Linked DNA regions of Homo sapiens: regions 1 and 3 are each linked to region 2. A link is a contact called in ENCODE Hi-C or POLR2A ChIA-PET data. All regions are on one chromosome and are shown on one strand. Each heading gives the region's core, a stretch centred on a gene start or an enhancer-like site at or near the end of the contact. The rest is flanking DNA. Distances are from core to core; before and after follow the strand shown.

Region 1 (2,925 bases), core at 5-2,504, 230 kb after region 2:
TTTTACTAAATACACAATTTACATGTGAGAAGGAGGTAGCTCAGGTGAACAGAGGGATGACTTTGAGTTCTGTGTATCCTTTGTCCCACACTTGTGAAGATCAGCTATGGTGAAATTCAACAGAACTGTTTTAGAGTAAAGATCTTGAAGCCCTCGTAGGCAAATTGTGAGGAAAGTATGCAGTTTTTCGGGGGAGAAGGGGAATAAAATGGGAGGCAGCTTTGCCTGATGCAGTTCCCAGCTTGACTTTTCCCTTTGCCTTAGACTGATTGTCTTTTCGCAGCAGTATCACTTGCCACTGCTTTGTCTTATTCTTTCTATTCCAGAAGCCAGCCCATCTGTGCCCATTTCCTCCTTATTGGAACAATTGTTTGCATTCGTTCATTTTCCTCCCCAAACCCCATTCTCTCCCATTTGTTGACAGCACCATTGTGATGCATGGAGGGGTGTTTCTCATTTTAAAGACGTATTTGAGCATGTCTTTGGCAGCTCACTCTGCCAGATAAGGTGTCCTCTTTCCATGAATGACAGAAGATGGGTAACTCTGTTCTGCCATTGCCCCAAGCGGTTTTCACAATCTGCCCTTCTCCCCTCTGCCCCCCACCACTAGTAAAAACCCCAAACCAAGTTGCTAGGTTCACCAGATCTAGGTGATACTCACCAACATACAGCTAGGCTTTCATTCCTCAGGAAAATTGCAATTTTGTGGTCTTATAATGATATATATTGGTTTCCATCCATGGTTGCGGGCTCCTGATGTCAGAGGTGTTTGAACCAAAGCAACTCCATCTTGAATAGAGGCTGGGTAACATAAGGCTGAGACCTACTGGGCTGCATTCTCAGGAGGTTAGGCATTCTTAGTCACAGGATGAGATAGGTTGGCACAAGATGTCACAAAGACCCTGCTGATAAAAGAGGTTGTGGTAAAGAAGCCAAACAAAACCCACCAAAACCAAGATGGTGACGAAAGTGACCTCTGGTCATCCTCACGCTTATTATATGCTAATTATAATGCATATAATTAGCATATAATATGCATATGTTAACATGCTAACAGACACTCCCTCCATGACAGTTTACAAATGCCAAGGCAACGTCAGAAAGTTACCCTATAGGGTTTAAAAGGGGGAGAAACTCACAGCTCTGGGAATTGCCTACTCCTTTCCTGGAAAACTCATGAATAATTCACCTCTTGTTTAGCATATAATCAAGAAATAACTCAGGCCAGGCATGGTGACTCACGCCTGTAATCCGAGCACTTTGGGAGGCTGAGGTGGGTGGATCACCTGAGGTGTCAGGAGTTCCAGACCAGACTGGCCAACATGGTGAAACCCCATCTGTACTAAAAATACAAAATTAGTCAGGCATAGTGGCATGCGCCTATAATCCCAGCTACTCAGGTGGCTGAGACGAGAATCGCTTTGAACCCGGGAGGTGGAGGTTGCAGTGAGCCGAGATTGCACCATTGCACTCCAGCCTGGGCAACACAGCGAGACTGTCACAAACAAACAAACAAACAAACAACAACAACAACAAAACTGTAAGTATACTCAATTGAGCAGCCCACGCTGTTGCTCTATGGAGTAGCCATTCTTTCATTCCTTTACTTTCTTAATAAACTTACTTTCGCTTTACTCTGTGGATTCACCTCAAATTCTTTCTTGTTCAAGATCCAAGAATCCCCTCTTGGGGTCTGGATGGGGACTCCATTGTTATGGATGTCCCATAACAATAACTCCCGTAGCCCTCCTCAGTCTTTTGCTATGTTGGGTGTGTCAGGCCTCAGGGACCAGCCTCTGACCTTCTCCTATCCTCCTTTCACTCTAACATTCCCCTGCCTTTCCAATTGTGAGTCTTAAGACCCTCCCATGAGAGGGTCCCACCCATACCCTGGGAGAAGGAAGGCTGATGTCATGAAGCTTCCATAAAAACCCAAGAGGGCCAGGCACGGTTGGCTCACACCTGTAATCCCAGCACTTTTGGAGGCCGAGGTGGGTGGATGACTCTAGGCCAGGAGTTCGAGACCAGCCTGGCTAATATGGCAAAAACCCCATTTCCACTAAAAATACAAAAATTAACCAAGCATGGTGGCACATGCCCATAATCTTGACTACTTGGAAGGCTGGGGCATGAGAATCGCTTGAACTAGGGAGGTGGAGGTTGGGGTGAGCCAAGATCATGCCACTGCACTCCAGCCTGGGCGACAGGGCAAGACTGTCTTAAAAGACAACAACAAAAAGCAAAACCCAAGAGGACTGGATTCAGAGAGCGTGAGAGCGTCCAGATGATAGCTGAACATGTGGAGATTCCTAAAAGGTGGCGCATGGGAGCTCCATGCCCCTTCCCCCATTCCTTGCACTACATATCTCTTTATCTGTATCCTTTGGAATAAACCAATCAAAGTTGTGTCTCGGAGTTCTGTGAGCTGCTCCAGTAAATTAATCAAACCCAAAGAAGGGGCTGTGGGAACAACTTGAAGCTGATCGGTCAGAAGTTCCAGGGGGCTGGACTTACAACCGGTGGGAGTGGGACAGTCTTGGGGACTGAGCCCGCAACTTGTGGGATCTGACACTATCTCTGGGTTCCCAATACCCAGAATAGTGTTGGCACTGAATTAGAGGACACCCAGATGACGTCTGCTGCTTGGTGTGGGGAAACACCCCCTGATGTCCACCATCTGGTCACAGAAGTTGCTTCTGTATTTAGTTGTGGTCTGAGAGTAAAGCCCAGCTAATTTTTGTATTTTTTGTAGAGACAGGGTTTTGCAGTGTTGCTCAGGCTGGTCTCAAACTCCTAAACTCAAGTGATTCGCCTGCCTCGGCCTCCTCAAGTGCTGGGACTACAGGTGTGAGCCACCGCACTCAGCCCTTGAGTTCATTCTTAATGAATTCATGGAAATCCTCACCATCAACTGTGAGATCCTCA
Region 2 (2,951 bases), core at 308-2,807:
TCACATAAATACAAATCAAAACTACAATGAGCTGGGCGTGGTGGCTCACTCCTGTAATCCCAGGACTTTGGGATGCCAAGACTGGCAGATTGCTTGAGTTCAGGAGTTCAAGACTAGCTTGGGCAACATGGTGAGAACCCATCTCTACCAAAACTACAAAAAATTAGCTGAGTGTGATGGCATGTGCCTGTGGTGCTAGCTACTCAGGAAGCTGAAATGGGAGGATCACCTGAGCCCAGGAGGCAGAGGTTGCAGTGAGCCGTAATCACGCCGCTGCACTCCAGCCTGTGTGACAGAGCAAGACTCTGTCTCAAAACAAAAACAAAAACAACAACCAAAACCAAAAAACAAAACTACAATTAGATATCACTTCCCACCTTTTGGGGTGCCTATGATAAAAAGACAAGATATAAGTATTGCTGAGGGTACAGAGAAAGGGCAGCCTTGTACACTGCTGTTAGGAATGTAAATTGGTACAGTTATCATGGAAAACAGTGTGAAATAAAAACAATTTTATTTAAAAAATTAAAATAGACCTACCTTAGGATCCAGCAATCCCTCTTCTGGATCTATAGTCCCCCCACAGAATGAAATCAGCACCATGAGAGATATCTGCCTTCCCATGTTCATGAAGCGTTAGTCAAAATAGCCCAAACATGGAAATAACATTTTAAGTGCCTATCAGTGGAATAATTGGTAAAGAATCTGTAGGCTATACAGGAATATTATGCAGCCATAAAAAGGAAGGAAATTCTGCCATTGCGGTAACATAGATGCAACTTGAGGGCATTATGCTAACTGAAATAAGCCAGACAGAGAAAGACAAATACTGCGTGATCTCACTTATATGCAGAATCTGAAATAGTTGAACCCATAAAAACAGATGATAGAATGGTGGTTACCAAGGTTAGAGGGTGGTGGAGGGAAAGGAAGCTATTGGTCGAAGGGCATAAACTTGCAGTTATAAGATGAGTAAGTTCAGGAGATCTGATATACAGTATGGTGACCATAGTTAACAATACTGAATTATACAGCATACTTGAAATTTGCTTGAATGTTCTCTCTGCAAAATAAAGAGTAACTAAATAAGATGAGAGATGTATTAACTAACTTGATTGTATAATAACTTCACAAAATATGTATGTATCAAATCATCATGTTGTATATCATCAAATTGTAGAATTTTATTCATCAATTATATTTCAACAAAGCTGGAAAACTAAAAAAAGAAACAAGTGTATAATTAATAACAATGCTGGTTGTAAATTAAAACTAAGCGTCATATTTTTGGTGTCAAAATGTTTGACATTTTTAAGAAAACATGTATAAGTGTTCTGCCTCTTGGATGAGACCATTTTAAATTAAGCTGTAAAAAAAAAGTACCGACAAAACAGTTCACTTTCAGTAATCTGGATTTCCCCAAATAGTGACACGAGAGCCAGTCATTTCGAATTGGACAGTTTGAGTTCCTCTTCAAGAGTCTGCAATGTAGGTCAGGGCTCTGCTGACATTTCCATTGACCTCAGAAGTGAAAATCTAAAGTGAGTGCTGACAGGCAGGCAGTGAGGAAAGAAGACATGACACAGCCAACAAGGGTGGCAGCCTGGCTCTGAAGTGGAATTATGTGCTTCAAACAGGTTGAAAGGTAAATAGGCAGCGATCATCCAAATACTTAAAGACAGCTATATTTCCTTTTGGAAATACATGGGCCAAGTTGTTTTCTCTTGCAAGTTCTCATGATATTCCATGCAGTGGTTACTGATGAAAAGGGAATCTATAATATTATATGGCATCACATTACTTTAAATAATAATTATTGCATATTTCCATCAGTTAACTTCTAACTAGGAACATTTTTAGGGCTTCTGTTGCTTCTTATGAAGAGAAGAATTACTATTGCTAACAAATAATGAAAGGGATCCCTATATTTCTGAGCCAAGGGGACCCCAGTTTTTTTAAATGTTACTAGATATTTTATGCGATATGATGAGCCATGCATTGCGTTCTCTTGTAGTTTTATAGAAAAAGCTCAGGTTTTATTAAACAGATAAAATAACTGAATAATGTTGATCATTGAGTAAATGAGTTAATTCATGTAACTGATTAATCAAATAGTGTAACTCTAGTTGTAAACTAACAACGGTATTATTAGGAATTTCTATAACGTGTTCCTTTCGCGTTCTCTACAGATGAAAGGCTTTTTCCTCTTTTTTAGGGGGTGCGGGGGACAAGGTCTCACTCTGTCGCCCAGGCTGGAGTGCAATGGTGTGATCATGGTTCACTGCAACCTTCACCTCCCGGGTAGCTGGGATGACCGTCACATGCCACCACACTGGGCTAATTTTTGTATTTTTAGTAGGGACAGGGTTTCACCCTGTTGCCCAGCCTGATCTCGAACTCCTGGGCTCAAGCAATCCACCGGCCTCTGCCTCCCAAAGTGCTGGGATTACAGGCATGAGCCACCACGCCTCCCCAGATGAAACGCTTTTTAGAGTCTCACTGGTGAGAGCACATATTGCTTAATCTCACTTCACTTTTCTTAATTTTGAATCCATTTTCTCTGGGAGTTCTGAAATTTTTGGCTCTTCCCAAGTTTAGCTCATCAAAGACTAGTATTTCTGGAGTGTGATAAGTATGTAACTTTGGCAGGGAGAAGAATTCATCACCAGAAGTTAGCTCAGCCCAGGCACCATGGTTCATGCCTGTAATCCTAGCACTTTGGGAGGTTGAGTTGGGAGGACCGCTTGAGCCCAGGAGTTTGAGGTTACAGTGAGCTATGATAATGCCGCTGCACTCCAGCCTGGGCTACAGAGCCTGGCCCTTGTCTCTAAAAAAATTTAAAACATAAAATAAAAAAAGAAGTTAACTCAGAGGAGGAGGTTTCTGATGAGAAAGGCTAGATTAGGAGGCACTGTAATGGATCAAATGCCCTACTGAGTTAATTCATAGTG
Region 3 (3,124 bases), core at 312-2,811, 140 kb after region 2:
GGGGTTTTTTTGTAAAAATAAAGAAAATAACTCACTTTAAGACAACTTTTAAAATCTTTGTTACAAATGATTTCTACAATTATGTATCATCTCATTACAAAGTAATATTAAGATTCTAGATTCTACGATTTAAAAGATTTTAGTAAAATTATTCATGTAGATAAATTACTAAAGCATGTAAACTACAGTATGTCACAATCCCATAAAGACAATCTACTGTACATTGTTGATTCCAAGATGTACATTTTTCATATTTAACATCTCAAACATTGAGAGCGGTTTTAAGGTAATGCCCAGAAGCGTGGTATGCAGTTGTCCACTTCTGCGGGCTCAGCAAACCTGTACTGGGCTCAGTGGACTAGAAGAAAACTCCAGAGACAACGGGGTGGGGGAGGGGGGGGGACTTAAAAAAAAATTCGATAGATAATATACATATGTTTAAAATCTAAATTTTATTTAGAGATATCTAAATAAAATCTCTAAACTAAATAAAATTTTAGTTTAAAAGATTCTAAATGTTGAGAAAGCATTGTTATTGTTTACCTGGCAGTTCTTTTTATTTCTTACTAGCGCATAAATAATGGTATATCTTATAATTAAGGAAGTCTTAGATTTAAAGAAATCTAAGCTGACGGGTGCAGAGGCTCAGGCCTGTATTCCCTGCACTTTGGGAAGCCAAGGCGGGAGGATTGCTTGAGGCCAGAAGTTTGAGACCAGCCTGGGTAACAGAGTGAGAGTCTGTCTTTACAGGTTTAAATACAGTTTTTTTCTAAGTAATATTGTCATAAATATTATGTCATGAATATTATGCAGAGCTGCCGACCCCTCTGTACTCTGGGCAGTTTTCCCTCTTGCCTGAGAACACCACTTATAACACGGGACCTATACGGGAGTGGTGACACGCCATCTGTTCAAGTTTAACTTTTTTCTCATTTTTTAGACAGCAAATACAAATGGAAGTTCCAGTATGTTCTGCCCGCACTCCAGTGGGCGGTCTTGTGCACAGCCCACTTGGGAGGCCTCGGCGCTCAGGTGTGGTAAGAGCTGGGCGGTGCAGAGCACAGAGAAAGGACATCTGCGAGGAAAGTTCCCTGATGGCTGTCAACAAAGTGCCACGTCTCTATGGCTGTGAACGCTGAGCACACGATTTTATCGCGCCTATCATATCTTGGTGCATAAACGCACCTCACCTCGGTCAACCCTTGCTCCGTCTTATGAGACAGGCTTTATTATCCGCATTTTATATGAGGGGAAACTGACGGTGGAGAGAGAATTATCTTGCTCAAGGCGACACAGCAGAGCCCACAGGTGGCAGAATCCCACCCGAGCCCGCTTCGACCCGCGGGGTGGAAACCACGGGCGCCCGCCCGGCTGCGCTTCCAGAGCTGAACTGAGAAGCGAGTCCTCTCCGCCCTGCGGCCACCGCCCAGCCCCGACCCCCGCCCCGGCCCGATCCTCACTCGCCGCCAGCTCCCCGCGCCCACCCCGGAGTTGGTGGCGCAGAGGCGGGAGGCGGAGGCGGGAGGGCGGGCGCTGGCACCGGGAACGCCCGAGCGCCGGCAGAGAGCGCGGAGAGCGCGACACGTGCGGCCCAGAGCACCGGGGCCACCCGGTCCCCGCAGGCCCGGGACCGCGCCCGCTGGCAGGCGACACGTGGTGAGTGACCAGTGACTCGGGGTCGGGGACAGAGAGAGCCCCAGGATCCCGGACCAGCGGGGTGTCTGCGTGCCCGGGATTCCGTGTCTCGCGTCTCCCGAGGGGGCTTCGGCGACGGCTTCTCTCTTTATATATATATATGTATATATATATTTTTAAAGTCTTCCAATACGATCCGAAATGGCTTCTCTTCATCACAGTCCTAACGCCCTGGGCACAGATGTTCACTTGGAGGTACTGGGTGGTGGTTTGGCTGGATGGAGGGGAGGGAGCGCGCGGACTGAGCCTCCAAGGTACTCTCTGGGCCGGGGCACAGAGTGGTGGGCTCAAACGGAAGGGAGGGGACGGCGACTGGAAAAGGGCAGAGGGCACCCCTGAGGGTCCAGCCTTGGTTCAGGCCCACAGACGTGGCTCCCGTTGCTTGAAAATGTATCAAATGTGAGTAAGATATTGGGGGGGGCCTTCCGTAGTCCCGGATGAGGGTGAACTAACCTTGTCTCAGCAGTCTTTCCTGTGGCCTCTGGACTGACCCCGAGTCCCTGCCTGGCCAGTTACTAGCAAGATGCTCTGGTGCAAGCAAATTGGCCAGCCTCAGTTTTCTCTTCTGTGAAATGCCCCTTCCTTTGTGAACTATGAGGCCCTCCTCATCTCCCTAGGACACACTAAATATCAGTGTCAGCATTGTACGGGATTATGTATCTGTACCATTAGATCCAGGTCTTACAAATAGTAACCTAAAAGCATACAAATAGACCTTGTCTAAGAACAGGGTCCCGGCACGGTGGCTCACGCCTGTAATCCCAGCATTTTGGGAGGCCAAGGTGGGCAGATCACTTGAGGTCAGGAGTTCAAGACCAGCCTGGCCAACATGGTGAAACCCTGTCTCTATTAAAAATACGAAAATTAGCTGGGCATGATGACGCACACCTGTAATCCCAGCTACTCGGGAGACTGAGGCAGGAGAATTGCTTGAACCCGGGAGACAGAGGTTACAGTGAGCCAAGATGGGGCCACTGCACTCCAACCTGGGCAACAGAGCGAGACTCTGTCTTAAAAATAAATACATACATACATATACATATATATATATATACACACACACACATACACATATATATATAAAGAATAAAGCTAAATTAGTCCTTTTTTCCCCATTTTTAAAACTCTAGATAATTGTTATAATCTGCTATGTGTGTGCTCTGTGTAGATGAACATCTTTGTTGAGCACCTACTATGTATTTGGTTTTTGGATATATATTATCTAATTCCTTAAAAACATGGTGAAATTGTTATTAGTATTCCCATTTTACAGATGTGGAAACTTACATGTTTCACACAGTTAGAGAGTTACAGGTTTCTGGCTCAAAACTGTGTTCCTTCTGTTTCCACCTCTCTGGCTCAGAACCTTATAACCACCTCCACTTGAACAAACAAACGTTGGATTCTCATTTTCCATTAATAGGAATGG

The links. Hi-C counts contacts between places; a loop is a spot of excess contacts on that map. ChIA-PET counts read pairs that join two places held with the same protein, here RNA polymerase II (POLR2A). Pooled maps may share reads with other maps.
Region 1: a pooled map shows a loop between it and region 2 (5-fold over the local background). The contact joins the enhancer-like site here to the promoter of IL23R in region 2. A Hi-C loop is called at or near these places in 4 of 50 pooled maps. POLR2A ChIA-PET finds 5 or more read pairs at or near these places in 3 of 52 experiments (activated CD4-positive, alpha-beta T cell, activated CD8-positive, alpha-beta memory T cell and activated T-cell).
Region 3: a pooled map shows a loop between it and region 2 (5-fold over the local background). The contact joins the promoter of IL12RB2 here to the promoter of IL23R in region 2. A Hi-C loop is called at or near these places in 1 of 168 maps with a recorded cell type or tissue (naive thymus-derived CD4-positive, alpha-beta T cell) and 8 of 50 pooled maps. POLR2A ChIA-PET finds 5 or more read pairs at or near these places in 6 of 52 experiments (HepG2, activated CD4-positive, alpha-beta T cell, activated T-cell and 1 more).

Annotation. Positions count from the first base shown.
Region 1 is chr1:67,399,002-67,401,926 of GRCh38, forward strand. No RefSeq gene overlaps it. Among named protein-coding and RNA genes, the nearest start is that of SERBP1, 30 kb to the right of the region's middle. Within about 2 kb of position 1,255, at least 2 of the 41 ENCODE cell types and tissues checked have a DNase peak (open chromatin) inside an H3K27ac peak, as active enhancers do.
Region 2 is chr1:67,164,897-67,167,847 of GRCh38, forward strand. IL23R (interleukin 23 receptor) reads left to right here and starts at 1,558. Exons shown (of 11, transcript NM_144701.3): 1 at 1,558-1,645. RefSeq lists an enhancer at 1,310-1,499.
Region 3 is chr1:67,306,312-67,309,435 of GRCh38, forward strand. It overlaps IL12RB2 (interleukin 12 receptor subunit beta 2), which reads left to right and starts at 1,562. Exons shown (of 17, transcript NM_001374259.2): 1 at 1,562-1,656. RefSeq lists enhancers at 785-884, 915-964 and a silencer at 1,425-1,614.